Regions from separate parts of the Mus musculus genome. Here region 2 is linked to region 1. A link is a loop called in an ENCODE intact Hi-C map of the cell type or tissue named here. Cell type or tissue: heart. All regions are shown on one strand. Links, peaks and the distances in the headings refer to the core of each region. The heading gives the core; the rest is flanking DNA. Region 1 holds the start of Upk2 (uroplakin 2). Region 2 overlaps Treh (trehalase (brush-border membrane glycoprotein)).

Evidence for each region. A loop is a pair of places that touch in the nucleus more often than their neighbours do. Peaks named below come from ENCODE experiments on the same cell type or tissue, not always from the same donor. Only the 100,000 strongest peaks of a DNase experiment are listed, where the experiment ranks them.
Region 2: it touches region 1 in a loop (6-fold over the local background); 7 of 42 quality-filtered maps call a loop at or near these places.

Annotation. Positions count from the first base shown.
Region 1 is chr9:44,447,389-44,462,318 of GRCm38, forward strand. It overlaps Upk2 (uroplakin 2), which reads right to left and starts at 7,379. Exons shown (of 5, transcript NM_009476.2): 1 at 7,243-7,379; 2 at 6,674-6,805; 3 at 6,407-6,545; 4 at 6,095-6,165; 5 at 5,327-5,721. The coding sequence starts at 7,318. The coding sequence ends at 5,585. In heart, for the core only: CTCF peaks have their summits at 6,929 (motif pointing right) and 7,641 (motif pointing right); a DNase peak (open chromatin) is centred at 6,993; H3K27ac peaks cover 400 bases; H3K27me3 peaks cover 3,340 bases.
Region 2 is chr9:44,679,409-44,694,338 of GRCm38, forward strand. Treh (trehalase (brush-border membrane glycoprotein)) reads left to right here. Exons shown (of 15, transcript NM_021481.3): 2 at 1,652-1,752; 3 at 1,873-2,017; 4 at 2,098-2,185; 5 at 3,224-3,324; 6 at 3,461-3,553; 7 at 3,641-3,757; 8 at 3,845-3,967; 9 at 4,164-4,213; 10 at 4,357-4,551; 11 at 5,100-5,317; 12 at 5,527-5,638; 13 at 5,861-5,973; 14 at 6,219-6,272; 15 at 6,468-6,897. The coding sequence ends at 6,608. It overlaps Phldb1 (pleckstrin homology like domain, family B, member 1), which reads right to left. Exons shown (of 22, transcript NM_153537.4): 20 at 14,621-14,723; 21 at 9,209-9,294; 22 at 6,900-8,290. The coding sequence ends at 8,150. Among named protein-coding and RNA genes, the nearest start is that of Treh, 14 kb to the left of the region's middle. In heart, for the core only: a CTCF peak has its summit at 6,098 (motif pointing left); DNase peaks (open chromatin) are centred at 6,153 and 7,395.

The DNA.
Region 1 (14,930 bases), core at 5,121-9,120:
TCCCCTGATGTTAATAGCTGTGATGTTAATGTACTATTACTTTGCTGACCAAATCATAGTAACCCACCATGGGGACAAGCAAAGTGAGTCACTAGGCCATAGGGTTACTTAGTCACTATACAAACCAACCAATGCCTGAAAGGGTTACTTGCTACACCAATGAGAACCCTGCTGCTCAAATCTGCCCCTTACAAAGGTATAAAAAGTGTGTTCTTTCTTTGTTCTGGGTCTCTTCTCTGGCCTGCGTGCTAAGAGGGGAATCCCCAACATGTTGGATAAAAATCCTCATGTGGTTTGCAGCGATGGCAGCGGTCTCTGTGGTCCTTGTGAGTAAGGGTCTTTTGACGAACTCCAACAGCAGCAGGCGGGCAAAGCAGTAGTTGAGAGCTAGATTTTATCTGAAAGATGGAGGCAGAGAGAGAGACAGAGAGGCTGGGCCTGGCATGGGCTTTTGAAATGTTGAAGCTCACCCCAGTGACACACCTCCTAGTCCTTCCCCAAAATGGTTCCACCACCTATTCAAGTATATGAGCCAATGGGGGCCATTCTCATTTGAAGCACAACATTCATATAAAGAGTCTAAAAGCAATGATTTTTTTTTTTGAGGCAGGGTTTCTCTGTGTAGCCCTGGCTGTCTTGGAACTCACTCTGTAGACCAGGCTGGCCTCGAACTCACAAAGACCCACCTGCCTCTGCCTCCTGAATGCTGGGAATAAAGACATGCATCACCACAGCCAGGTTGGGGTTTGTTTGTTTTAAATTTTACAATTTTTTTTAAAGATTTATTTATTTATTTATTTATTTATTATATGTGTATACACTGTAGCTGTCTTCAGACACTCCAGAAGAGGGCATCAGATTTTTGATACAGATAGATGGTTGTGAGCCACCATGTGGTTGCTGGGATTTGAACTCGGGACCTTTGGAAGAGCAGACGGTGCTCTTAACCACTGAGCCATCTCACCAGCCCTACAATTTTTATTTAATACTGGACGTGGCAATGTATGTATTTAATCCCAGAGCTGAAGACAAACATAGGCAGAACTCTGTGAGTTTGAGGTCAACATGGTCTACAGGCCAGCTAGGGCTATACATTGAGACCTTGTTTTTAAAGGGGGAGGTGTGGCTGGGCAGCGGTGGTGCACGCCTTTAATTCTAGCACTTGGGAGGCAGAGGCAGGCAGATCTCAGAGTTTGCTGCCAGCCTGGTCTACAGAATGAGTTCCAGGAACAGCCAGGGCTGTTATACAAAGACTTTACCTAGGTGGGTGGAAAGGAAGGGTGGGCAGTGAAGCTCTTGACCACCTATAACTTCAGTTCAAGGGGACCTAACCCTAACATCTTCTGGCCTCCATGTCACCTGCGCTCATGAACACATACCATTTCTCTTCCCACCACACACATGCAGAGTGTTGTGTTTTATAGAAGAGAAAGAGAGAGACAGGATATGTTTGGTAGACGCACAGTATGGTGAGGTGGAAGTGGGGGATGTCTCTGTGGGCCATGCTGAGGTATTCCTTCCCCGAAAGACTAGCCATATAGTGTAGTATGGAAGAGAGCTTATTTAGGGCATGGGAAGGGGAGTTGAGAGAGTAGAGCCATAGAAAGGTAGAGAGAGAAGGAGAGAGAGAGAGAGAGATTGTCCAGGAACATGTAGAGAGGGAAGGAGGAGGGGGGTGAGAGGGAGAGGAGGGGCAGAGAGTAAGAGGATAAGAGAGTAAGAGAGTGAGAGGGCAAATGCCCCTTTTATAGTGAGTCAAGCACACCTGGCTGTTGCCAGGTAACTGTCGGGCGGAGCCTAGAAGGAATGCTAACATGGGATTCAAAATAAAATTTCTTTCAATAGAGTTTTGTTGTATCATTTCATTTTGTGTGTATGTGTGAGGGCCTGGGTGTTGGCTTACATACCACATAAGTTCCTGCATCTGTGTTAACCAGAAACGGGCCATGGATCTCCTGAACTGGAGTTACAGGGATGTGGGTGCTGGGAACCAAACGTGGATCCTCTGTAAGCACAGCAAGTGCCGGAGTCATCTTTCCAGCTCCCATTATTATTTGTTAGTTTGTTTAGCCATTTTTTGTTTGTTTTTGAAGCAGGGTCTCTGTATAAAGCTCTAGCTGGCCTGAAACTATGTAGCTCCTGATGACCTGCCTCTGCTTCCTGCGTGCTGGCACAAACTGTGTGCTACCGCCTCCAGCCTGGTTTTGTTTTTGTTTTTAAAAAAGATTTATTAACCCAGATGCCCCTCAACAGAGGAATGGATACAGAAAATGTGGTACATTTACACAATGGAGTACTACTTAGCTATTGAAAAGAATGAATGTATGAAATTCCTAGGCAAATGGTTGGACCTGGAGGGCATCATCCTGAGTGAGGTAACCCAATCACAAAAGAACTCACATGATATGTACTCACTGATAAGTGGATATTAGCCCAGAAATTTAGAATACCCAAGATACAAGATACAATTTGCAAAACACATGAAACTCAAGAAGAACGAAGACGAAAGTGTGGACACTTTGCTCCTTCTTAGAATTGGGAACAAAATACCCATGGAAGGAGTTACAGAGACAAAGTTTGGAGCTGAGAGGAAAGGATGGACCATCTAGAGACTGCCATATCCGGGGATCCATCCCATAATCAGCCTCCAAACCCTGACACCATTGCATACACTAGCAAGATTTTGCTGAAAGGACCCTGATAAAGCTGTCTCTTGTGAGGCTATGCCGGGGCCTAGCAAACACAGAAGTGGATGCTCACAATCAGCTATTGGATGGATCACAGGGCCCCCAGTGGAGGAGCTAGAGAAAGTACCCAAGGAGCTAAAGGGGTCTCCAACCCAATAGGTGGAACAACAATATGAACTAACCAGTACCCCCCGGAGCTCGTGTCTCTAGCTGCATATGTATCAGAAGATGGCCTAGTTGGCCATCAGTGGAAAGAGAGGCCCATTGGTCTTGCAAACTTTATATGCCTCTGTCCAGGGGATCATCCGGGCCAAGAAGTGGGAGTGTGGGGGGAGGGGAGTGGGGGGGGAGGGTTTGGGGGACTTTTGGTGTAGCATTGGAAATGTAAATGAAGAAAATACCTAATTAAAAAAATTTTATTTATTTTCATTTTATGTACCTGGGTGTACCTGCTTGTATTTATCTTGTATTTATCTACCTGGGCACTTGTGTGCTTGCAGTACCAGCAGATACCAGAAGGGGGCATCATATTCCCTGGAACTGGAGTAATGGATGGTTATGAGCCCCATGTAGGTGCTAGGAATTGATTGAACAGGTCTCTAGAAGAGTAGTCAGTAATCTTTTTTTTTTTTTCTTTTCTTTTTCTTTTTTTTTTTTCTTTTTTTGGTTTTTTGAGACAGGGTTTCTCTGTGTAGCCCTGGAACTCACTTTGTAGACCAGGCTGGCTTCGAACTCAGATATCTGCCTGCCTCTGCCTCTGCCTCCGGAGTGCTGGGATTAAAGGCGTGCGCCACCACGCCTGGCAACAGCAGTCAGTAATCTTAACCACTGACCAACCCTCTAGTCTGTTTGTGTGTGTGTGTGTGTGTGTGTGTGTGTGTGTGCGCGCGCATGTGTGATGGTTGAAGCTCTCATGCCACAGCGCATGTGTGGAGGAGGTCTGAGGACATCTTTGTGGGTTCAGTTTTCTTCTTGCAACTTCATGTGGGTTCTGGGGATTGAACTGGAGTCCTTCGGCCTGCCTGGCAGGAGCCTTACCTGTTGAGCTATCTCACTTCCCTTTGTATTTGTTTTGTTTTTGAGATAGGGTCTCTTGGACTCAGCCAATAAAGGCTAGGTTCACAACCAAAAAATATGAGAGATATAGGGTCTTTCTGTGTAGCCCAGGCTGTTCTGGATCTCACTATAAAGCCTAGGGTGGCCTTGAACTTGGGCAATCTTCCTCAACCTCCCAAGAGTTGAAATCAACAACCATTTACTGAGTACCTACTGTGTCTGTCATCAGCACTATAGAACCAGCCGTCATAGATCAAAGATCACGACAAGATCTTTGTCCCAAGATCAAAGTAGCTGGTCTCAGGGAACTTGCGGTCTGGAGGAGGGGACAGCGGAGTCATCACACACACAGTTGTGAGCCTGTGTGTGTACCACTGTGGGGCAGGATAGGAATTAGAGGGTGGAGGAAGGGGTTGATGAAGGTTAGACACTTCCCCGGGGAAGGGGCAGTGAGCTATGAAAACGGGAGTCACAAGGGCAGTCTAGGCACACAGAATCCTCTGTGCAAAGGCCCTGTGGCAAGAAAGAAAAGAGGCTCCTGAGGCATGCTGGGAAAAGCTGAGGGGAAGCTGTGTATTTCAGCTCTGGCCCTAAGATCACCTTACACATTGGGGTGTTCACCCTACAAGCAAAGTAAAGATCACGGCTTCCCATCAGGAACACATCGTGGGGAGGACAAAAACAAAGGAGATGCCTCAGTGGCCTACCTCAGTGGTTAACTGTGTGTGGTGAAACCCCGAAACCCGCATCTGATCCTTGGGACCCACGTGGAAGGAGTGAATGGATGCCCCAAAAGTTGTCCTCAATGTATCCAACATACTATATGCACATTCACACTCGAAAGATAAAACCGTTAGTTGGGTGATGGAGAGCCAGGTGGACCTCTGTGAGTTCGAGGTCAGCCTGGTCTACAAAGAGCTCTAGGACAGCCAGAGCTACACAGAGAAACCCTGCTTCAAAAAAACAAAAACAGGGGTTGGGGATTTAGCTCAGTGGTAGAGCACTTGCCTAGCAAGCTCAAGGCCCTGGGTTTGGTCCTCAGCTCTGGAAAACAAACAAACAAATAAAAACAAGCAAATAAATAAATAAATAAATAAATAAAACTTTTATAGAACAAAACTATATTTTAAAAATGGACGAGGGTGACACTGCCTGTTTACCACAGTTGTGGTCCCCCCCCCCTTCCAGGGAGCTTCCGTCCACCTCGGCTCTAGGGTCTAGAACCGTTTAGCATGTTCTTCACCCAGGCTCCAGGGCCTGCCCTGTTTGTGTTTTCTCTAGTTCTTCCCTAGTTCTGTCAGCTTCCCAGTCACCCTCACATGGTGATCCAGCTTCTACCCCCTGCCCAACTCAGACTCCTGCTTGGGTCATCTACTGAGTGCAGGATGCAAAACCCAAGCCCTAGGTCTGGGGCTTGGAGGGCTTTCATTATCTCTGCCTCTGCTTGCCTCCCTCCTGGGAAAAGTCACCCTTGGGGTTTGGGGATAGAGAGAATGACATGCACGTGACCTTGACATTGGTACTTTTGATATGTGCATAAGAGGACCAGCTAAAGGGGTGACTCACATAGACATGGTCGGAGATGAGACATACTACGTGGGTCAGCCTTTATTGTGAGAATTAAGTACAGTTAAGAGATAAATCAGTGTTGGCAGGATTGCAGTGGGGCTAGCAGGGAGTGCTGCAAGGTGAGACAGGGAGCAGGGAGGGGGCACTGTCAGGAGTGGACTCGAGGAGGGGGCGGGGAGAGGGAAGAAAAGCCACTGAGAAGCCAGTGACTACAGCCTGGCAGGAGGCAGGCTGGACTTCTTGGAGGAGCCTGGGATGCAGGAGAGCCCTTCTCATTTGCGGGCACCCAGTGCCAGGGCAACAATAAGACCCACGACCAACAGGAACATGGCCACAGACAGCAGCACTGTGATGACCACCATCCCTCCTGTCCGGGCCATTCCTAACCCAATAGACTCCATGTTTTTTCCTGTCAGAAGAAGATGGGAGAACCTCTGTGAGTTGAAGGGGTTCCTAGGTAGCTCCTGTGGTTCACAGCTTAGCCCAGCCATCCAAGTAGCCGCCAGCATCAGTTCAACTGGTCATCCAGCCAACCAGTCAAGCAAACATAGACCCCCCTCACAGCAACACTTAGGAGCCACCAAGGAGGACATCATCCCTCTGCACAAGGAACCTCTAGTGCAGAGATGATTGAACAGGACAGGAGGTGGCCATACCAAATACTGGGGGGTTGGGGCGGGGGAGAGAGAGCGACTGAGCGCTCAGAAAACAGTTTATCTAACTTGCTCTAGGAGAAAAAAGTCGGAGCTTAGGGAAGTGTGAGAGACGGGCATTTTACTTACGAGGAAGCGTGGACATGGGAGTCTCTGGACTGGACTCGGTGGATGTCCCCTTCTGTACTCGGTAGGATATGCTTTAGAGGCAGGAGTTGAGAGAAAGCAGAGATTGTACGTATCTGGCACTCGGGAGGAGGGGTTCCAGCCTCCACCTTCTAGCTATGTGTCCCATCTGGGCCCTCCTGGGGTCCAGGTTCACATTTCCTACCCTTTAGCTGTGCCCTCTCTAACTCATGCTTCCTGGCACTTCCCCACCCTCACGGGACCTCCACTTCCCTTTTTTGCATCCCACCTCCACAGGTGTCCATCGGTACCTACTAGTATTTGGTTCCTGGTGTTAGGTTTGTCACCTGATATGCGCTGAGCCTTGTGACGGTGTAGCCAGACCCACTGTCCACCACGCTCACAAGCTCCCTGCGCCCGCGACATGGAGGCACCACAAAGTCTGACTTAACCACTGAGGGGAAATAGGAGTGAAAGGCAAGATCAGATTTCTAGCAGTCCACTCTTGTAGAACGGGCAGCTCTTGGGTATCGTTAAGAGGGGTTACGACGAGTAGAATAAATGGGTACAAGGGAGGTCTACCTTTGCTGTCGTTGGCTCTCCGGACCATCAATGTGGCATTACCTCCCGTGAGGTGACATGGGGGCAAGGCAATTAACAGGCTTTCTGTTAGCGCCGGAGACAGCAGACCAGAGAGGCTTGAGATGTTGAAGTCTGTTAGGGAGCCGAGAGGGAACTCAGGAGTTAGCCCCCTCTTAACTCAGAGCTGGCGGGGTGGGTGGGTGGTCATTGCTAAGGGTGCAGAGACAGAAGAGGAGCGTGTGGATCTGACCACCAGATGGCAGGCTTGAGCTGCAGATGGTGGGTACGCCGCGCTGTTTGGGAGCCAGACTAGACCATGGCACCCAGACTAGACCATGGCACCCAGTCAGTCCCCAGTCTCGCCCAACTCACACAAACCTTGGACACTTACCCAAATTTCTTGACTCCTGGATCTGGAAGAAGCCCAGGAATTTGTCACCTGATCCCTACCACTAGTAACTCTCAACCCCAACCAGCTAGACCAACATTCTGTCCTTGAGAGCCCTGGGGAGACAATGCTCCCTGTCTAGCGCTCTGAAACCCTCCTCGCTCCCACCAGCAATAGAGACCTGCAGTCCCCGGAGCCAGGACAGCCAGCAGAATCAGGATCAGGGGCAAGGTCTGGACAGGCAGTGTGGATGCCATACTGCGCTGGGAACTGGATCCTGGAACAGGTGCTGACAGGCTGGGGTTTCCTGGGGCCAATGAGGCCCTGCCCCAGGATAGCTGATTTTGTCTCGGAGTGGGAGGGGCTGCTGGGAATCCAGTCCAACTTGCCCCTTGGGCACTGTAGCCTCAGGGAGGGGCCCCAGACAGGTTTTTCAGGCTGGGGAGCTGGCCCTCGGGCCTAAAGGGGGATGCTCTGGCTGGGTCCTGGCAGCTTAGTTAGCTGCAGGGGAGTATGGCTCTTTCTGGAACTCCCGCGACTGAAGGACAGAGTTCCTCTGTCTGAGTGTCTGCCTCCTGGACTGTAGAGGGTGCTGTCTCCAAGGAGGTAGGCGTTTTCCTAGGAGAGCCATGAGTTCTAAAATTGCCCTGGTGTGTAGGTGTAGGAAAAGCCCCAAGGGTTGAAAGGGCTTTGGCTAGTAAGGATGGGAGAGGAGGGGGTTGGTTAGGTAGGGTGGGGATAGCAGAGCCTGAGATCCAATTCTAGTATTTAACTGAGGCCTAAGAAACTGCGACTCTGGGAGAAGCGGAGGGTATCAGTGTGAGCCTTCAGATTTCTCCAGAAGGTGGAGACAAGGGAAGTTAGTGAAGGCTTCCAGGTAAACGCAGGTCCAGTCCAGCAAGGCTAGTGGGCAGTGGAGTAGATACAAACAGACTTGGACAGCAAGCGGTTGTGCAACGGGTAGCGAGTAAAGCAGGAAAACCTTAGGAAACAAGACCAGGGGCTGGGCGATGGTGGCGAATGCCTTTAATCCCAGCACTTGGGAGGAAGGTGGATTTCTGAGTTTGAGGCCAGCCTGGTCTACAGAGTGAGTTCCAGGACAGCTAGGGCTACAAAGAGAAACCTTATGTTAAAAAAAAAAAAAAAAAAAAGCAAAAACAAAAACAAAGCAAAAAGTAGCAACAACAAAACCCTTCAAGACAAAAACAATCCTGTAACCAGGAGCAGAGGAGGTGGAGGGCTGGGGTGTGGCTCAGCGGTGGACTGTGTGCAGGTCGCTCTGGGGTTCGATGCCTGGGACAACAGTTGGGGAAGAAACACCATCAGCAGCCACAGCTCCTCTGGTTCTCTCCTGCCCCAGGCTAACTGGGAGAACTGATGGAGGTTCTCCAGCCATGGACGAGTGACGTGGCCCCACTCAGTCACCTCTCCTCTAGACGCTGGCCAGGGGGCTCTGCATGCCCTCCTGAAAGGCACTGCTTTTTATAGATGCAGAACCTGAGACTCAGGTTGTCACTGCAAAGTGGCTGCAGGGGTGTGGGTGTCTCAGCTAGGTGAACTCGATAGGACCTGAGCTCAGACCGTCAGGGTCTGCTCCAGGAACCACCCATTTTCCCCAACCCCAGAGAAAGGTCCTAGTGGAAAAGTGGGGGCCACTGAAGGGCTGATGGGGTTCTGTCCTTTCCCCCATGCTGGGTGGACTTAAAGTCTGCAATGTGTGTAGGGGGTAGAAGACAACAGAACCTGGGGGCTCCGGCTGGGAGCAGGAGGAACTCTCACCAGACGATCTCCAAATTTACTGTGCAATGGACGATCAGGAAACTGGTTCAGATGTAGCTTCTGATACAGTGGGTCTGAGGTAAAACCCGAAACTTAATTTCTTTCAAAAATTTAAAGTTGCATTTATTATTTTATATGTGTGCCCATATGTGTGCCACAGTGTCTATGTGGAGGTCAGAGGGCAAGTTGTGGGCATTGGCTCTCTCCTTTCATAATGTGGCTTCTGGGGACCAAAATGTCAGGCATGGTGGCAAGAGCTTTTACCTGTTGAGCCATCTCATGGTTTCGTAAAACTTCCTATGACGCTTACAGGTAACGCAGAGACACAGACTCACATTTGGAGTTAGCAGATGCTGTATTGGTGTAAACACTCATACACAGACACACACACATACTCATACACACACACACACACTTATCCACATGCACACACATACTCGTATACACACAGACACACACACATGCACTCTCACATTCACATATTCATACACATCCACACACACACTCATCCACACACACAGACACACATACTCATCCACACACACAGACACACATACTCATACACACACACAGACACACATACTCATACACACACACAGACACACACATATAATCATACATACACAGACACACTCATACATGTGCACACACACACTCATCCACACACACACACTCATACACACACACACTCATACACACACACACTCATACACACACACACTCATACACACACACACTCATACACACACACACATGCAAATGCAAAGTGGGACAGAGGTTTTTCTCAGGCTGCCTTTGGGTGGAGAACTGGAACTGATTTCTGTTTTTCCAGCTCCTTGGCTTTTGTCCCCTTTAGATGAGATCTCCTCCTCACTTTACACACAGAAAGATCACACACGAGGGAGAACTGGCGGTGCGGAAGAGGGCTACACGGTAGGGTGTCAGGGTCAGGAGATCTTCCTGGCAAGTCTCAAACCTCCACATAGCACAGTGTTTACGTGAGGATTTAGGAGGAATCAGGAAGAGGATTGGTTTACTGCAGAGCAGACCATATAGGTCCACTCCTAAGCCCCATTTGAAATTAGAAGTGAGACAGTGTGGGATAAAAAGAGCAGATCTCTGGTCACATTTTTAAAGGGATATGAGGGTCCTGTGCCTTTAAGCCTTCCCATCTCCCTCCAATCCCCCCTCACCTTCCCCACCCTAACCCTCCCCAGGTTTCTGGAGGAGCAGAGTTGCGTCTTCTCCCTGCCCTGCCGAGCTGCTCACTGGCTGCTCTAGAGGCTGTGCTTTGCGGTCTCCATGGAAACCATTAGTTGCTAAGCAACTGGAGCATCATCTGTGCTGAGCTCTCGCATCTAATTATCCCATCACAGTGGCTGAGAAGGGTTTGGGGAGCTGAGAGGAGGGGGAGGCCCCCGGCACAGGAGCAAGAGGATAACTCTTTGAGCAGAGCGGCTTCACTGACAGTGCTGAGATCATTTAAAGCCACAGCACTCAGTTCCTCTGGAGGGTTTCACAGTGGCCAAGAAGGGAACCAGGGCCAATGTCTGGAGTCTCTCTCCCAAACCCTGTCTTCTCTGCTGTCCTCTCCTTGATTGATTCTTGAGTCTTAACTCCCTCAAGTTCCCTCTCCTTCCTCCTTACACATATGTTCCTCAAGCCAACAGACATTTACTGAGTACCAGGGATGCCCCTGGAGTAAAGAAGACAACAAAGCTGTAAAAGTAGGGTAAGCTCTTGCCCCTGAAGTTCTTCACTTTCCTCTTCTGCTCAGTCAGCTCTCAAAGCGGACCTCCTGTTCCGGGACTGCAGTCCTTTTGTCCCCTTCTTGAACCACAGTAGTTCTGCGGCCTGAGGAATTGGGATCAGAACCCACATCTGCCTGATCTGTCCACAGTCTGACCTCACTAGGCCACCCCTCTGCCTCCCAGTCATCTAGAATAATATGCATGCCTGTCTCCTGGGGCATGCCAGACACTAATGGTGGCCATTGTACTCGTAGTGGTGAGTGTTGGCTTGTAACTTTGAGTGAGCCACTTTGAACCTCTTTTTTTTTTTTTCAACTTGAAAATGAGAAGGTTCGTTTCTCTCAAACTGAGGTCTAGCAAGATATGAAAATGATTTAGGACAAGGATGCAGAAAGAGGGCCGAGATCCACCACCTGGGAGCACCCTGAAGGCTTGGGCCTGGAGACCAGAGGTGATGCTCAGCTGGTTTGTTGGAAACAGTGAGGACCATTCATTCCTTAGAGATCCGAGGCTGGCAGGTGCTGTGGCCAAAGGAAAAAAACTCCATCATTGGGGCTTGGCAGAGACCTGAGTACTTTTTTTTCTTTTTCCTTTTCTTTTTCCTTTTTCTTTTTCTTTTTCTTTTTCTTTTTCTTTTCTTTTCTTTTTTTTTTTTTTTGGCCAAAATAACCATTTACAGCAAACTGTTCAGCTTTTGATCTTGGCTAAGTTTTCTCCCTTGTTTCTTTAAGTTGTAGTTCCCACTTCAAGTGGATTTTTTTTTTTTTTTTTTTTTTTTTTTTTGGTTTTTCGAGACAGGGTTTCTCTGTATAGCCCTGGCTGTCCTGGAATTCACTTTGTAGACCATGCTGACCTCAAACTCAAAAATCCACCTGCCCCTGCCTCCCGAGTGCTGGGATTAAAGGCATGCCCCACCACGCCTGGCTCAAGTGGATTTTTTTTTTTAATTTACTTATTTGATGTTATGAGTGTTTTGCCTGCATGGATGTATGTCTGTGCACCATATCTGGGCTGGTGCCCTTGGAAGTCAGGCCATCAGATCCCAGGGAACTGGGGTTAGAGATGTTTGTGAGCTGTCAAGTAGGTGCTGCGAACTGAACCCGGGGCCTCTGTAAGAACAACAAGTACTTTAAACTGTAGAGCTTTCTCTCTCTCTCTCTCTCTCTCTCTCTCTCTCTCTCTCTCTCTCTCTCTCTCTCTCTCTCTCCAGCCACCATCGTTTCCATTTCTAGAGAAATGAAATAAAACCCATCTCGTGGGAATATGGTGGCTGTCAGCCCATCTAATTTACTCAAGGGTGCCCAGGAAAGCACCTGGTTCAATAAATACCGATTTAAGTAATCCATCTTGCTCTCCCCTCCCCCTCTTTTAAGATTTTTTTATTCATTTTTTTTTTTTTTGCATGTGAGTATGTGAATATGTCTTCAGACACCCCAGAAGAGGGCATCAGATCCCATCACAGATGGTTGTGAGCCACCGTGTGGTTGCTGGGAATTGAACTCAGGACCTCTGGAAGAGTAGTCAGTGCTCTTAACCCCTGAGCCATCTCTCCAGCCCCTTGTTCTCCCCTTTGCATTGGCCCTCAGTGCAGATGAGGAATGAGGGTGCAGAAGTGATCCATGCCATCCCCGAGGTCACAGAGCAAACAGAGAATGCAGTACCCTAAACAACTCAACGTTTGCATTTCTAGCTTTGTCAGTGATAGAGAGATGTTTAGGTTAGAAAAGCTTGCCCAAGGGTGAGTAGCCATAGGCTACCAGGCATCCAGAAGAGCTTGTCTGATTCTTTCACTTATTAAACATTGGTAGAGAAATCCCTCACAGCGGGCACCATGATGGGTATTGAGATACTGAAAAATGAGAATCGACCCCTGCTTTCAGCTGGTCTGTCTGGACTAGGTAGAGGACCATAGCCTAGAAAGAGGGGACTTTGTCATTGAGCATGGTGATGCAAGTCTTTTTTTTTTTTTTTTTTTTGAGACAGGGTTTCTCTGTGTAGCCCTGGCTGTCCTGGAACTCACTCTGTAGACCAGGCTGGCCTAGAACTCAGAAATCCGCCTGCCTCTGCCTCCCAAGTGCTGGGATTAAAGGCATGGCCACCACCCGGCACAGCATGCAAATCTTTATTCCCCAGAAGTCGGGAGGCAGAGGCAGATCTGCAGAGTGAGTTTCAGGACAGCCAGGGATACACAGAGAAACCCTGTCTCAAAGAGAGAGAGAGAGAGAGAGAGAGAGAGAGAGAGAGAGAGAGAGAGAGAGAAGTGGGGGGGGGGGGAAGAAAGCATCTGCATTCAGAAAGGCTGAGGGACTTGAATTATTCTCACACTTAGAAACTGCATACCAAACTTCTTCCTCAAGAGGAAGGTTCAGTGGTGGGGCCTGGCAGGAGCTGCAGCTGCTCTGGGCCACTGGTGACTTACTGCCTTTGCCAAGGGTTTTAAGTTTTGCCTTTGAGATTCTTCCCCAGAGTTCTGGAGGGACCATTCTGGCATGGATCCCTCTGGCAGTGAGGAGGACAGACTGGCATGTGGTCAGAGATGAGGTGAGGAGACCGAGGAGCAGAACTACCCAAGAGAAAAGAAAAGCAAGTGTGGCCAGGCCGTGGCCACCAGAATAGAAAGGAGCAGGCTGTAGTGGTGCCCCTGACAGTGATGACCACTGAGCAGTGTAAGAGGGGGAGAACAAATGATCTCCAGGTTTATGGTTTAGATCAGGCTCCAATGGCCGGGTGGAGGACGAATGCTCCCTGTGGAGCCTTTAAATCGGAGGTGTCATGATTACAGGCTTCCTCCACGATGACCCATAATAATCCCTGCTTCCTATTTCCTCAAATTTGTGACTGTGTGGAACCCCTTCCCGTTGGTCTGCTGGCATGTACCTGCAGTTCTAACTACTTGAGAAGCTGAGGCAGAAGGATTGCTTGAGCCAGGAGTTGGAGGCCAGCAGCATTGGGAGGTTAAAGGCAGGATGATCAGAAGTTTGAAGTCATCCTGGTCTACACGAGAGACCTTGTCTCAAAAACAAAAGACATGAGAGCAGGTATGAGGGAGGCATGGAAAGAAATAGAACTCAGATGCCAGGCAGTGGTGGCGCACGCCTTTAGTCCCAGCACTTGGGAGGCAGAGGCAGGTGGATTTCTAAGTTCCAGGCCAGTCTTGTCTACAAAGTGGGTTCCAGGACAGCCAGGGCTATACAGAGAAACCCGGTCTCAAAACAAACAAACAAGAAAGAAAAGAAAAAAAAGAAAGAAAAGACAAGACAAGACACCTATAATCTCAGTATTCAAGAGACTTTGGCAGGAGGATTTATAGATCAGTGCCAGCCTGAACTATAGCGGCTCTAGGGTCAGCTTAGGGCATGTCTTAGTCAGGGTTTCTATTGCTGCAACAAAACACTATGACCAAAAATCAAATTGGAGAGAAAAGGATTTATTCAGAGTACACTTCCACATTGCTGTTCATCACTAAAGGAAGTCAGGCCAGGAACGTAAACAGGGCAGGAACCTGGAGGCAGGAGCTAATGCAGAGGCCACGGAGGAGTGCTACTTACTGGCTTGCTCCATGTGGCTTGCTCACCTTGCTATCTTATAGAACCCAGGACCACCAGCCCAGGGATGGCACCAACCACCTGATCACTAATTGAGAAAATGCCTTACAGCTGGATCTCTTGGAGGCATTTCCTCAACTGAAGCTCCTTCCTCTCTGATGACTCTAGCTTGTTTCAAGTTGCTACACAGAACCAGACAGTAAAGGATATAAGATGGACATCTGTCTCAGAAGCCCCTTTTCCCCAAAGGCAGTAAGCAATGACTCATAGGATCAGATGTTCCTCCTTGCTTACTCTAAAGGAGACAGAAGCAATTCCATGGTGAGGTGAGGCCTCCACAGCAAGGAACTAAAGCTTCAGGCAATAGTGTGTGACACAGAAGGCATGGCGCTAAGTCTAAGTCTTCCAGCACCAAGAAAACCATCAAATGACCGCATCTCGCCTGTCAGCACATCTTCTTGAGACAACACTCCCCCACCCCTTCTTACACACACAACAGGTCTTGCTCAAATGCCTGACTCTCAGAACGATGTTTGCACTTACAAGTTTCTACACTAGTGGTAGCTTCCCCAACAGGGAAATAGTCAAGAGGCCATTATAATGGGGCACGTGACTCATTGGCACAGACAGGCATGTGACAGGGTTCCCCTTTTAACAGTGGAAGGAGGCTCTTTCAGAGTGTAGAAGGGAAGAAGACATCCACAAACATCCTGGCTGGTACCACAGGGCTTCTCCTTCACCTCCGGAGAGCAGCTTCCTGCAGAAACCAGAGCTGGGAGGTGAGGTGCTAGGGT
Region 2 (14,930 bases), core at 3,909-7,908, 230 kb after region 1:
GTTACCCGGTCTCAGTTCAAAAACTTGGGCCAAACTGGGTCCCCATAGTGCATCCTTATATATTACAGAACCCAGGCCTTCTTAAAGGGAAGACACAAGTGGTCCTCGGAAGAGTAACTAACCATCTCCCTGGTGTCCCAGGGGGTGTGTCTTCTGACTGTTGCAGCAAGAGAGGTCAGAGTGCATCAATGCTTGTTGTTAGCCTGCAGGAAATATGGCAGAAGGGTGGGAGATGTCCCTTGAGCCTGGCTGCTGGGGTGTAGGGTGTTGCCCATAACTACTTTGGCCTCAATATGCATTAAATGATCAGGAGGCCCTCCCTGCTGGGGCAGTGCACCGCCCTCCCCGGGGTAGGTCCTGGCATTATCTGGCATTATTCATCAACTTGAACTGCCCTGCCTCTTCCCTTTTCCAACCTTTGCTCCCCTCTGGGGAGAGATCGACTTGCCCATTACCTCAGAACGCTTCTCCTCATTAAAAGCAAGTTCCAGCTGAGCTCAGTGTCCCAGGTTTGTAAATCTCAGCGCCCAGGAGGCAGTGCAAGGCAAGGGGATCTAGAGTTTGAGACCAGCCTGAGCTATCTCAAAAAACAAACAAACAAACAAACAAACAAACCCAACCAAAAAAACCCAAACAAACAAAAAACAAACAAAAACAAAAACAAAAAAAACCGGACAAAACAAAAGGCAGAAGCAGGTAGGTCTTTGTAAGTTCAAGGCCAGCCTAGTTTACAAAGTGAGACCCCATCTTAGGAATAAACAAGTGACACAATAAGAAACCACAGAGGTGGCTCCTCAGTTAAGACAAAACCACTGGGCTCAGTTCCCTGTATGTCCACTTAATGTGATGTCACTTGGACCACTGGTGGCTTCTGGGACTGTATTCTTCCCCACAACTCCCCCCCCCCCGGGTCTTTCTTCTTTTTTTTAAATTAAAAAGTGTATGGGCAATTGATCTGCATATACATCCATCCACCACTCGTATACCTGGTGCCCACGGAGGCCAGAAGAGGCATCGGAGAACTCTAAAACAGGAGTTACAGACAGTTGTGAGCAGCCCTGTGGGCGCTGAGCATTGAACTTAGGTCCTCTGGAGCAGCAAGTGCTCTTAATGGCCTAGCAATTTCTCTAACCCGTACATGATTCTTTTAAAGAAAATGAGCCCAATGGCCTTGTTTGTTTGTTTCTTGAATTTGAAGTTCCCTTAAGACACCCTAGATTCTTTATCTAGTGCTTTTTTTCTTTTTTTTTAAGATAGGGTCTCATTATGTAGCTGTGGCTATCCTGGAACTCCATATGTGCCAGGCTGGTCTCTAACTCACAGAGATCTGCCTGTCCTCAACTCTGGAGTCCTGACATTTTGAGGGTGTGTTCTGCCACAGCCAGCTTGGGAAGATTTATTAAGGCTTTTCCACAGGCAGGCTTAGAGGTGGTGCATGGCTTTAATCCCAGCACTCTGGAGGCAGAGAGAAGTGGATCTTTGAGTTGGAGGCTAGCCTGGTCTACATATAGAGCTCCAGGACAGTCAGGGCTGCGTGATAGAGATATTTTATATCATCATCATCATCAATAACAACAACAACAGCAACTAGTTATCTGTCCCTTACCCCAGCCCTCTCTTCTGACCACTACCACCCCGACTGTCTCTACAGCCAGATCTACTGCCATGGAGAGCTCCTGCACCAAGTTCAGATGGCCCAGCTCTACCAAGATGACAAGCAGTTTGTGGATATGTCACTGGCCACATCTCCAGGTAAAGCAACCTTGGTTGTCCTGGATCTTCTACCAGGCAGGCGAGGGAGAAGCATGGGTTTTCCTGATCGGGGTGATCCTTCATCGCACCCACTGACCCTCAATGTCACCTGCTCTCCAGATGAAGTCCTGCAGAAGTTCAGTGAGCTGGCCACAGTCCACAACCACAGCATCCCCAAGGAACAGCTTCAGGAATTTGTCCAGAGTCACTTCCAGCCCGTGGGGCAGGAGCTGCAGTCCTGGACCCCTGAGGACTGGAAGGACAGGTACTGCTCTGGAGGGAAGACAGGAGAGGGCCCCTCACTTGGGGCGGCCTCCAGGAACCCTGTGGGACCGTCTCTTCTAGCCCTCAGTTCCTGCAGAAGATCTCGGATGCTAATCTGCGTGTCTGGGCGGAGGAGCTACACAAGATCTGGAAAAAGCTGGGAAAGAAGGTAGCAATGGCCTGGGCCTGCTTTATGGTCTAGCTGATTGCTCCAGGGATGGGGTAGAGCCCTACTTGCTGGGACCCACAGTGCCTGGGAGCACAGATATTTCCTAAGAACATAGCCCACATCCCTGAGCCCTAAATAGAAGCCTTCCAGAATGCTCTTCTGACGTCAGAAGGGAACATCTGCTTGTAACCCTTCACATCCTCCTGTGTTAACCAAGCTTGTCCTGCTGCCCAAGGGCTAGCCAGCGCTGCCGCCTGCAGCCAAGAAGGACATGGCTGGAGTCATGGCCTCTGCCTCTCTCCCTTCCTGAGCCAGGTACAGTCCTTTCTGGGCCAGGTACAGTCCCAAGGACAGTCACTTGGGCTGCATGTGGCCAGCCAGTGTTCAGCCCAGTGCTGTGGGACGCTTTCCTACCTGGCCATCTGCCCTAAGGCTGCTCAGGACCAGCCACTCCAGTAGGAACATACCTGACCCCATCCTACTGCTCGCTCACAAGGATTGAGGGAGGCTAAGCTCCCCACTAACACACTTGGAACTGGCAGGAACAGGTTGAAGGACCCAAGGGAGGGGCCCCACGCCAGTCCTCACTGCTCCGGATCTCAACTGTCCCTGGTGAAAGGCCACGGGTTCCATCATCCTGGGAGGGGCACTGGGACGGGGTGCGCCACCTTCTGAGTTTGGTTTCAAGTGGCATGGGGGTGGAGTGGGGTTTGGGAGGGGGTTTGGAGAGATCAAGGGAAACCTTGAATAGCATTGGCCTCATCTGGGTCACAACAATGGATGTTGCCAGTGGTCACCTGCCTGATGCTGTGCAGGCTTCAGCACACCACCCAGTTGAGCCAGGAGCCCGGAGGCTGGCATATGGAGGGTGAGGATACTAAGACTCCTAGAATCAGACCCTGACCACACAGCAAAACAAAAGGAACAAGAGGCACAGCCTCCCCAGCTAGGGCTGCCAGGCTCTCTGCTCCCACTGTCTGCAACCTCTACCCTCATGGCTGGTGCTAGGCTGCCCTGGGTCCTCTTCCCTGATTCCAGATGAAAGCAGAAGTCCTCAGCTACCCCGAGAGGTCCTCCCTAATCTACTCAAAGCACCCCTTCATTGTGCCCGGGGGGCGCTTTGTTGAATTCTACTACTGGTGAGTACCCACGTCTAAAAGGCTAGGGCCCCATGGAGGCTGGCAGAGGTGTGGAAAATCCAGGACCAGCACCCTCCAATATGGGAGTGCTGGACAGAGGGTGCAAGCTAGCTGATGAGAGCTGGCTCCTTCTCAGGGACTCGTACTGGGTGATGGAAGGCCTGCTTCTTTCTGAGATGGCCTCAACAGTGAAGGGTATGCTGCAAAACTTTCTGGATCTGGTGAAGACGTAAGAAGGGATCTTGGGCAGGGAGCTGGGCTTGCCTTTGCTTTGCTGTTGGGCCAGGAGGTACCTAAACAGAGTCTCTCTTGGCAGCTACGGACATATCCCCAACGGTGGACGCATATATTACCTGCAACGGAGCCAGCCCCCACTCCTGACTCTCATGATGGATCGATATGTAGCTCATACCAAGGATGTCGCCTTCCTTCAGTGGGTACCCTGCCAGTGCTGGAGACTTCCCAGGGCCAAGGGCAATGGCTTTGTACCCGGGCTGAGGTGTTGCTTGCTTCAACCCAGGGAGAATATTGGGACTCTAGCCTCTGAACTGGACTTCTGGACTGTGAACAGGACTGTCTCTGTAGTCTCAGGAGGACAAAGCTATGTCTTAAATCGCTACTATGTCCCTTATGGGGGACCCAGGTGAGAAACTGGCCTGCCATCAGCTCACTCTGACATGAGCATCTCTGCAACCTCAAACTGGAGGGGTGACTTAGACCCTGAGAGCCTGTGCGTGTCGGGTGTCAGGGTACCTTTTGAGTCAAGATGACCCAGCTTTCTGGCTGGCAGAGGGGCTTAGCACCTCCCAATGTTGGGCTGTTGTCCTTCTCTTGGCTAGGCCAGAGTCCTACAGGAAAGACGCAGAATTGGCAAACTCTGTGCCAGAAGGTAAGCAGGAACAGGAGGAGGGAGGACTGACAGACAGACGGACGGGGTGGCGGTGCTTAGCCTCTGTGACTGTCTGGCTTTGATCTGTGGCTGCTTTGTCCTGAAGTCAGTTGCGGCCTGGGGTTGCTGTTTTGTCCTCACAGGGGACCGAGAGACTCTGTGGGCTGAGCTCAAGGCTGGGGCTGAGTCTGGCTGGGACTTCTCTTCACGCTGGCTTGTTGGAGGCCCAGACCCTGATTTGCTCAGCAGCATCCGAACCAGCAAAATGGTACCCGCTGATCTGAACGCGTTCCTGTGCCAAGCAGAGGAACTGATGAGTAACTTCTACTCCAGACTAGGTGAGCATCCTGTGTCAGGAGGCAGGCCAGTGTGGGCTCCTGCATCAGCCTGGCCATGGGACTGGAGGTAGGTCTCCTCAGCCAGCTCAAGCCTTCACTCCTATGGAGACATGAAGAGAGACAGAGATAGAGAGAGACAAGAGACAGAGACAGACAGACACAGACGGAGACAGACACAGAGTGAGAGAGAGGATGATAGGACCACACACGTTCACACTGCTGTCCTTTTTGAAGGGTACCTCGGTGCATACATCAGCTCTCTCTCCATTCCCTGATGCTCTCATTAGCCTCCTCCGAGCAAGAGCCATCAGAATGGTGGACCCGGGAGACGGAGCAGCAAGTCCCAGGGAGCAGGGCAGGGATGTTAGTTCAAGGAGCCATGAATTCTAGTGGGCACTGGGGAATCATGGTCTTTGATCCTTAGGATTCCTAGTCTGTATGGGTACCACATATGGAAGGGGACAACATAAAGGCATCTAAAGCTAGGGAGCAAAAGGCAGTCAGTGCCCAGTGCTCTTCCTGCTGAGACTAAAGGCAGAACCACACAGGGAACGACACAGAGGCCACAAAGTACAGGAACCTGCGGGCCCAGCGCTTGGCCGCCATGGAAGCTGTCCTGTGGGACGAGCAGAAGGGTGCCTGGTTTGACTATGACTTGGAAAAGGGGAAGAAGAACCTGGAGTTTTATCCCTCCAACCTCTCCCCACTTTGGGCTGGCTGCTTCTCAGACCCTAGTGTTGCTGACAAGGCTCTGAAGTACTTGGAGGTGAGGGGACAGTGGGCAGGCGGGCCGGCCTGGCATCCTGGAGACAGGACCCTCCCTTCCCTGCAAGTCTCACTGAGGCCATTAGGAGTGGCTGTGAGGCAGGATGGGAAGGGTAAGGAGGGACAGACCTGCCTTCCCTGAGGGTGCTGAGTCCTTGGCTCCTGCTTCAGCAATCGCTCACAGTCACATCAATGTCTGGAACCTTCTAGGACAGCAAGATCTTGACCTACCAATATGGAATCCCAACCTCTCTTCGTAACACAGGCCAGCAGTGGGACTTCCCCAATGCCTGGGCCCCACTGCAGGACCTGGTCATTAGAGGTAAGAAAGGGACAGCTGATAGATCCATTTCACTTGTCTGGAAGACCCTCCCTCCTCCCCTTCACGCCAACCCCAGGCCTGGGATTAAGAACATGGGGTCCACAGGTTCAGAAAGGAGATCTGAGGGCCTAGATCTTCTTGCCTTGGGGAGACAAAGGCCAAAGCTTTCCTGCCCAGGATGGGGTCTCTGAATACTCAAGCCTTATCTGGGGTGGGGTCTAGGTTTGGCCAAGTCAGCTTCCCCCCGGACTCAGGAGGTGGCTTTCCAGCTGGCCCAGAATTGGATCAAAACCAACTTCAAAGTCTACTCCCAAAAGTCAGCGATGTTTGAGAAGGTGAGCTGGCTGGGGTATGTCTGCCATGGGGGTCTCACTCCATGGTTGAAATGGGGACTTTCAGACTTGGCCAGGCCTAAGACGGAACAAACTGGTACAGTGCGACCCCTGGTGGCCATTCTTGGGCACTGCAGGGGTCTGAGCAGCAGCTCGGCACATCTTTTGCTTCAGTGGCTGTTACTCTATAGCTAGGGTGGTCCGGCTTAGGGGCAGTATCCATCTATAACTCCTGTGTCTGTCCCCAGTATGACATCAGCAACGGTGGACATCCAGGTGGAGGAGGGGAGTATGAAGTTCAGGTGAGCAAGCTAGGGTGAACTGATCCAGTTACAGGCAAGTCCTGGGATCTGCTGTCCCAGTAAGTGGGCCTATGGAGAGAGTCAGAATGGCAATCATTGGTGCCCCTGGGGACAGAAGCCCTGGGAAGAAGGGATCCCCCAAACGGGGCTTGAGGGCCTCAGTGATCTGGCCCTACTGTCCTGGCCTCTCTCCAGGAAGGATTTGGCTGGACAAACGGATTGGCCCTGATGCTTCTGGATCGCTATGGTGACCAGTTGACTTCAGGGACCCAGTTAGCTTCCCTGGGACCCCACTGCCTAGTGGCTGCCCTTCTTCTCAGTCTTCTGCTACAGTGACAAGAACAAGAATGGACTCACTGCCTGCGCTTTCTCCCCTGGCCCCAGCTCATGGTTCATTAAACCCTTGCTCTACCTCCCTTCTAGCCCCACCCCCACCCCGCCCCTTCCTGCTCATAGTGTCCTGAGCCAAGAAGTGACCAAGAGGTCAAGACTGTAATTTTCACAGTGTTCTGAGCCAAGAAGTGACCAAGAGGTCAAGGTTGTAATTTTCACGAGGGCGGAAACTGAATCCTGATACCTAAAGTATCCTATCGGGTACCAAATATAGCTCAGACTTCCACACTCATGTACATAGTCAAAATGCTTTTATTGTTCTGCTGAAATGCTTACAAATACTGCAAAACACCCAACCAGGCCCAGCAACTAAGGGCCCAGTGCTGGGGAGGGCAGGGAAGGTGGCTTAGTGTTAAGGCGCAAGGCTGAGGCCAGCCAGCTGGAGACTTATCCTCCGTTCTCCTTTCCCATCACCTTTGGGAAACTGAAGGGAGATTACCACAGCTCAGGGCCTCTGCTTCTGCCCGCCCCAGCCCCAACTCAGGCTTCTTTGCAGGCACTCTGAGCTACCCTTGTTCCTCACTGGGAACTAGTCCTGTTAGAATGGGAGGGCAGACCTCTCAGCTTCCTCTCCCCTCAGTGATGCTGTCCCTCTGGTCTTGGATCCCAGGACATCATCCCTTCTGGCTCTAAGCAAGGCACAGTAAAAGGGAGAGGGGCTGGGCTGGGGGCTGGAGACACACTGCAGCCGGGAGGAATTCCATCTCCTCCCACCATGTGACATGCCCCCAGGCCTGGGTTGGAGAGATGATGGCACGTACCCTCATGTGGCCCACAGCCAGAAGCAGTGGGCAAAGCCACAGAGTGGCCATGGCAATTAGTGTGTAACCATGGTGATGAAGCGGTCACCATGGAGACAAGGATGACGGGCTTGTAACAGGATGATGGGGCTGGACCTCGAAAGTGACACTTGAGGTCTCTGGTCCTTGAGCTGAGTAGTGACAAGTGGGAGGTGGGAGGAGGAGGAAGAGGAAGAAGAGGAGGAGGCAGATGGGGTTGGGGCCTGAGCCGCTCCCCAGCTCTGCACGTGGCTCTGCTCAGGACCCCTCCCAGCCCCTGCAGAGGGGATGAGATGAGAAGGGGATCTTTGGCAGATTCTGGTACCATAGTTTGTCCTTTACAAAGAGAAAACAAGCTGGGGTGGGTGGGTGCCGGGACAGAGCCGAGAGCGCAGCTCAGCAGCCTCTTCAGCCTGCTGGACCCAGGAGGGAACCTGAACTTCTGGACTCCCAGGACCGACAAGGCCTCTCCCTCTTCCTTTCCTCTCTGCTGGCTCTTTAGGGACTGGAGCTCAATTCCCAAGCACCAAACTCCTCATAACACAATTTGTCTTCTTGCACAAAAGCCCCGAGGTACTCAACTACATCCCGATCCTTTGCAGCCCCGTGCCCAATGTGCCACTGTCCCCAGGGACAAGCAGAGTGGCAGGTGGCAGGGCACGGAGTCCTGGGGCTGAGCTGGGGAACCCAGGAGGTGCAGGGTAGTTAGTTCATGAATTGAGTGTAGCCCTCGGCCCCCGTGACGATGACATCCATCCAGATGCGCATGGCCTCTGCAGACGGGGCCACCATGTAGTACAACCGGTCATGGGTCTTCACACAGAAGGTGAGGGCCGGATTCGGACTCTGGAAGGCAAGACAGGAAGTGCTAAGATGAGACTCCATGCCTAGAACGTTCTGTTCACTCATCTGCACTTTCTCCTCAAAGTCCCCAGGTAGCCCTGAATTTAAGGCCGAGTCTCAAACAGGCCAGACCCCGGTCCCCAAGAGTCCATAGGTTTGCATTCTAACACACGGCAGTACTAGGCTCTCTAAACCCTCACAACCCCAAGAGGGGGATACCTCTCAGTTCCAACAGGGGCATACCTCAGTTCCAAAGTTAATACAAAAGAATCTGTCACAAGGGCTGTCCCAATGAGAACCAGATTCTCCTCTAAGCCAAAAGGAGGCAGAAGAAGGCTTTCAGTAGGATGGTGGGCCAGACCCCAGAGGGCATAGGTCAGGGTTAGGTGAGGTCTAAGGGCTGGCAAGAGAGGGCAATTTGCGTATGGCGAGCTGGCTCAGCCTCCAAGGTCACCTTCTATCAATCGCCCCTCTCCAATCAAGTGTCTGCACTTCCCCGCAGCCGCCCCGTAGCTCCCATCTGTACTGTCCCTGCCCTGGGGGCTACACCAGCTGTCCTAGCCAGAGAGGAAGGCAACAAGTGCGCTTCTTTCAACAGGCACTTCTTGCTCTTCTCGCTGGCCTGGAACAAGTTAGAGGGATGGAGGGAGTCAGCGGTCAGGGGCCAAAAGGCACAGGAACTGTTAATATGAGGAGCTCTGGTTACTGGCATGTGGGGTTGGGGGTACCTTAGTCACCATGGTGAAGTGGAAAAACCTTTTCTGGGAGGGGAGGAGGAAGAAAGGAAGAGACAAACGGTAAAGAGAGGGAGTGTGAAGCAGAGCCGGAGTCGGGGCAGAGGACGGGCTCGAAGCCTCTGTGCTCACGACACCCCTGCCTGGTGGTATTCCTGCAGCCACACTCTGGTCCTCCCTGCCTCACCTTGGCTGCGCTGCGCAGGTGGTCATAGTACACTTCCTCGATGGCCTGGAAATAGATGACCCCCTTCAGCTTCGTCTCATGTTTGTCTGCAAAGAAAGGAGGGGAGGGATGGGCTGAGCCGGACCCAGCATCCCAGCATGGCGGCGTCTGAGTCAGAGCTCACGTCCTCATCTGGGGAATGGCTTACAGGACTCCAAGTCTAAAGGGGAGCCTGACGGCAGGGATGATTCGAATCACAACTCTGCTGAGATGTGATCGACCACCGTAAGACAGAATCGCTAGAACCATGACAGCTGGGCGCAGAGCTAGTGAGGCTCACACGGATAACCTGACCTCATTGATTAAAACAGGCACCTGGGAGCTGGAGAGATGGCTCAGTGGCTAAGAGCACAGACTGCTCTTCCAGAGGTTCTGAGTTCAAATCCCAGCTGAAGACAGCTATAGTGTACTCACATATATAAAATAAATAAATCTTAAAAAAAAAAAAAGTAGGCACCTGGCATCCTAGCAGTTTGCTAAGACAAAGGCAGGATGGTTTTGAGCTCCTGGCCTGCCTAAATGACATATTACATATCTCTAAAATAAATACATTTTAACATAAATACAAATAATAAATAGATTAGAAAGACTTTGATCTCAGCACTCAGGAGGCAGAGGCAGGTAGCTTGACTAGCCTGGTCTACCTAGTAAGTTCCAGGTCAGACAGAGCTACATACTGAGACCTTGTGTCAAGAAACAAGCGAACAACAGAAATCATTTATCCGACTTACATAAAGGAACAGATTTACAACGGTTGCCACAGCTTTGTGTAGGCAACACTAATATCCCTCAAGCAGAGATGAGTTAATAAATTAGTGCCACACAATGGAATATTACATGGTTGCTGTTATGTAAGATGATACAGAATGTGTGTATGTGGTATGTATGTGTATGTGTGAGGATGTGCACGCCCACACATGTGCATACACACACTCAAGAGGCTGGGAGAGGGTGTCACTCTCTACCATATTCTCTTGAGATAGGGTCTCTCGTCGACCCCAGGCTAGGTTGGTTCCCAGCAATCCCCAGCACTCCCCATCTCCCTCTGTCACAGCGCTGGGGCAGCAGGGATGTACCAGGCCTAAGGAGTCCTGTGACCTGCACTCAGATCCTCATGTCTGACCCTCGGGTGCTCTTTTAGCCACTAAGCCATTGCTCCAGCCCCAAGAAACAACCGACAGGCGTAGAGGCGTGGGGGTGACTCTATAAAATGCACCAATGTCCGTATACATTCATAGATGTCCTGGAAACAGAAAGACTGCTAAGATACCTAAGAGGCAACCAGGAGAATGTGTTAGCTGCCACTGGGGATACGAACGTTGTTCATCTGAGTGTGTGCACATCAATAAACCTAGTGTTTTAGGATAAGGAGTTCAAGACCAGTTCTGACTACACAGTGAGCTTTAGGCCAATGTGGGATACAAGAAACAGTGTCTCACTTAAAAAAAAAAAAGTTAGCCTCGCATGGTGGCACATGCCTTTAATCCCAGCACTCGGGAGGCAGAGACAGGCGGATTTCTGAGTTCGAGGCCAGCCTGGTCTACAGAGTGAGTTCCAAGACAGCCAGAGCTATACAGAGAAACCCTGTCTCGAAAAACAAAACAACAACAACAACAAAAAAAACCAAACAAAACAAAACAAAATTTATGTTACCTGTGCTTGGTGGTGACTTATTTCTCAAAGTAAACTTTTTATGTTTTGATTTTGAACTATACAGATATGAATCTCGTGTTATTCAAGAAAATAAGGAAGGCAGGAGTAAAACTCAGTTGGCTGCTTGCTTGCCTAGCACACATGAAGCCCTGGGCTCCTAACATCACACAACCCCGGCATGGTAGGGCTTGGGGCTGCTCAGCGTTGAAGAGCTCCCACTTCAGACAACTCGAGAACCAGACGGGTGCGTGCACACACACACACACACACACACACACACACACACACACACACACACAATTTCAGAACTTGGGAAGTAGAGGCAGGAAGATCAGCAGTTCACGGGTTACCATTACCATAGCAAATTCAAGGCCAACCTGGGCTATGTGAAAGTCTGTCTCAAAAAGGAAAACCTAAAACAAAACGAAAAACCAAACTAAACAAAACACAGAAGGAAGCAGCCACAGAGCTGGGGATGCATGTAGTGCTAGCTCCGTGGTGGGCGGGGTTTGCCCCACCTCTGAGGGGCGGGGCTAAGAAGAACTGCCGTACACTGATTCCTACTGGGCTCTTTAGGCCATTCTACTCCCTTCATGTGAACAGCATAGAGCATATACATTGCACACAACATTCAAGGTCAGGGAGGAGGGGAAGGGAATGGGAGGGGGAGAGGGAGGGGGAGGGGAGCCGTCAGAGCAGAGGTGAACACTGGGTGTGGAGGAAGGGAAACAGGCCACTACAAACACCGATCACATGGTACAACTGCCACCCTCAGCCACCAGCTCCAGGAGAGGATGATACTAACCACTGAATTCAGAAGTGACAGCTACCAGTAAGCTCCTCTCATGGGTCCCTCTCCACTCCCCACACTCCGGGTTACTTCAGGCCCAGTTCCCTCCTCCCTCCGGCCTCCTGAAGGTCCTGTCCTAGCCTCTAGCCCTGCCTCTCACCTGACCTGGTGTTGAGGAATGGGTTTTAAAACCTTCTCTGATGGTTCCTCTTTGGGGAACCAGCTGCCTGTGTGTGCCTGGCTCACACTGCCGCCAACACATCCTTGCCTCGCAGCCTCCCCCACACTGAATTAGGTGGAGTCTCTTGAGATTCTCACTGTCCCCTTAGCAACCCAGCTCTTCACACCCCAGGGCCATCTCCCTCCTGTCCACAAACTCCTAACCAAGATCCACTGCGGGCCACTGCAACAGACACCACAGATTCTCAGCACAGAGCTTGCAACACTCAATGTGAACCTCTGTCATCCACACCTATATCCTCCTCCAACGGCAACAGCTATGTGCCAGGCACAGAACAGGCGCTCGCTTGCTCGTGGCAGGATGACTGAGTCCTAGGAACTGACACCTGCAAAGGGATCCTAGGCTCTTGTGCTAGGAAGTTACAACGTGGCGAGGAGGTACAGGCACACAGCCTAGTTGCTTGCCAGCGTGGCTTGGAGCTCAGGAGTACTCTGCCACATCTGAGGGAAGGAAGAGGTGTGAAAAGCAAGAGCCCATTCAGAGCACCCAGCATAGTCTGGCACGGAACTCGGCATCTGTCACTACAGCATTACACTCCGGGCTGATGTCACACAGCAAGGCAGGGATGACTGCCGGAGTGCTGAGGAGGGTGGGAACGGTTCCAGGTAAGGTGAGCGCCTGGAGGGGTTTACCCACGCTAATCTAATGTGCTTTCCTGTTGTAGGAAGGAGGAGGGCGCGGGTCCAACCGGCAAGCCACACCCAGGTCCTGGTGTAGCCCTAAACCCATCTCAGCATTTCCTCCTGGCCATCCTCCAGTGGTATTGTGCTCTGCCCCCCTTCTTCTTTCCCTGGAAATAGTAACAGGGAAACAGCAACCTTCGTACACTCTGTCCCGCCCACCTATCCTTGGTCTTGTGCAATCTGACTTCTGCCTGCTTGCATGGTGGAAACCCTTCTCTCCACAAATCTCAGACCCGGAGTCAAATGGCCTTTGGGCCACATCCTGCTTGACCCTCTGGTGGTATCTATCATGGCTGGTGACACCTTGGGCTTACAAATGTCTGTTCCCTTGGCTGGCTTCCTTCTGTTTCCGCTCCTCGTCTAAACGTGGTCTCCTTTGTTTCACAGGCATGAACCAAGATTGCCTTTGCCAAGCGCCAGCCCAGCACCTGGCGCACAGTCAGAGCCAGCTTCCTGCTTCCTTTTCTGCCTCTGCTGCTTTCTATCCTGCCTCTTCTCCACTCGTGGCTGCTCCTCCCCTCTCCTCGGCCTTGTCCTTGCTGAGAGACTGTGGGCAAAGGCTTTCTGAGCCCTGTTAAACTCGTTATACGTAACGGAGGTGTCAATATAGCGCTTTTGGCAAAAATTAGATGAGCCGATGCATCCAGAGTACCAACCGTTCAAGTGTCTGATGGACAGGCCCTGAATTTCCTATAATTATTACGCCAAGACTTTCAACTAGGGTCTGCCTCCCAGCCTAACCTTTTCCCTGGACCTAGCTAGACGCATCTCAGCCCCAGTGTGTCTGAAGTGGCTCTGCTTCTCAGGCTGACAACGTCCCTCTAGCTACACTCAGGCTTGTGTCTCTCCACATCCAGGACCCATGTCGACTGGGGAAGGCTTCTCCTTTTTTTTTTTTTTTTTTTTTGAGACAGGGTTTCTCTGTGTAGTCCTGGCTGTCCTGGAACTCACTCTGTAGACCAGGCTGGCCTCAAACTTACAGAAATCCACCTGCCTCTGCCTCCCAAGTGCTGGGATTAAAGGCATGCACCACCACACCCGGCTGGGGAAGGCTTCTTAAAAGGGCAGAAAGTCAAGAGGTGCAAGCAAGGCCCTGGGCCTGGGCATTCATGACCTGGAAGCCCTCCCCTTTCCAGGCTCTTGGTAGGTAGGGCTGTTTTCCCCAGCTTTGCAGGTGGCGGGGCTGAGTGACTGGTAGGCAAATGTGTCACACATTACCTCCCCGCTGAGACTCTTAATGTCAAAGCAAAGCGCCTCAGAACTCTCTTGGCTCTGCCAACACGCCCAGTAACGTTCCAGAAAGTCGCACTGTGCCTCAGAGACAGCCAACCCGCAGTGCACAGCGAGTTCATGTGGTGCATATGGAGGACTGCCGATCACTGCACCGTTGAGCCTTGGCTGATTAGAGGGCCACCCAGAACCTCGGGATCTAATGGGAAAGGCTGAAGGTATTCCGGGACAGGAGTCTACGCCAGAGACTGGATGAAGAAGAGCATCGTAAATAAGTTTCCTGGTTCCTGGACTGTCCCGAGAGTCCCTGAAACTGCTCAAGCGATTACCTCGAGGTCTCTGAGGGAGACTAAGGGGCAGTCCGAAGCCCAGCATCAGGGTATCTCCTGTCAGCAAACTCACTCACTGTATTTACTTTAACTCTCTGCTTAGCATCCAACTTCCTGACCATATGCACCAAGGGAGAAGGCATGACCACTTAGTTGTCTCTAGAGTCTAAAACAGGAACTGGAGTTTATGAGATACTCAACACCACCACAGAATGAATGAATGAATGAATGAATGATCGAACAAATGAATGAATGAATGAATGAAGAACAAACCAATGCGAATCGGGTGCACTCTGTACATTTTCAGGCGTGGGAAGCCAAAGCCCATTAGAGCCTCTGGCCCTCTACTTGGAAGCTTGGCTTCCTTCTAGCAGACCAGACAATCCAGCTGTTGGAACCCAGGAGCCCCCTCCCTGACAGGCTCAAGGGCAGCCTGTGGGAACTCACCCACGTAATAGGAAAGGGTGCGCTTCAGCCGATCAAAGACAAACCAGCGCTTCTTCCACGATTTAATCTTGCCACCCATCTTGATCAGGTAGCCACGGCACACCTGGTGGGGAGCAACGGCAAAGAAGTAAGTGAACATGGAGCTCTGAGCTTGTCTCCTTTAGCCACCCGCCTGTGTCTGCATTTCCAGAGGCTATCCCTGGCTAGCACTGAAAAGTACTGAGACAGTACTGACAATGTTGGGACAGACTGAGGCCATCCCAAGGTCCCCGGGGGTGCTTCTGAATAGGATCTGACTATGAGTAATGCC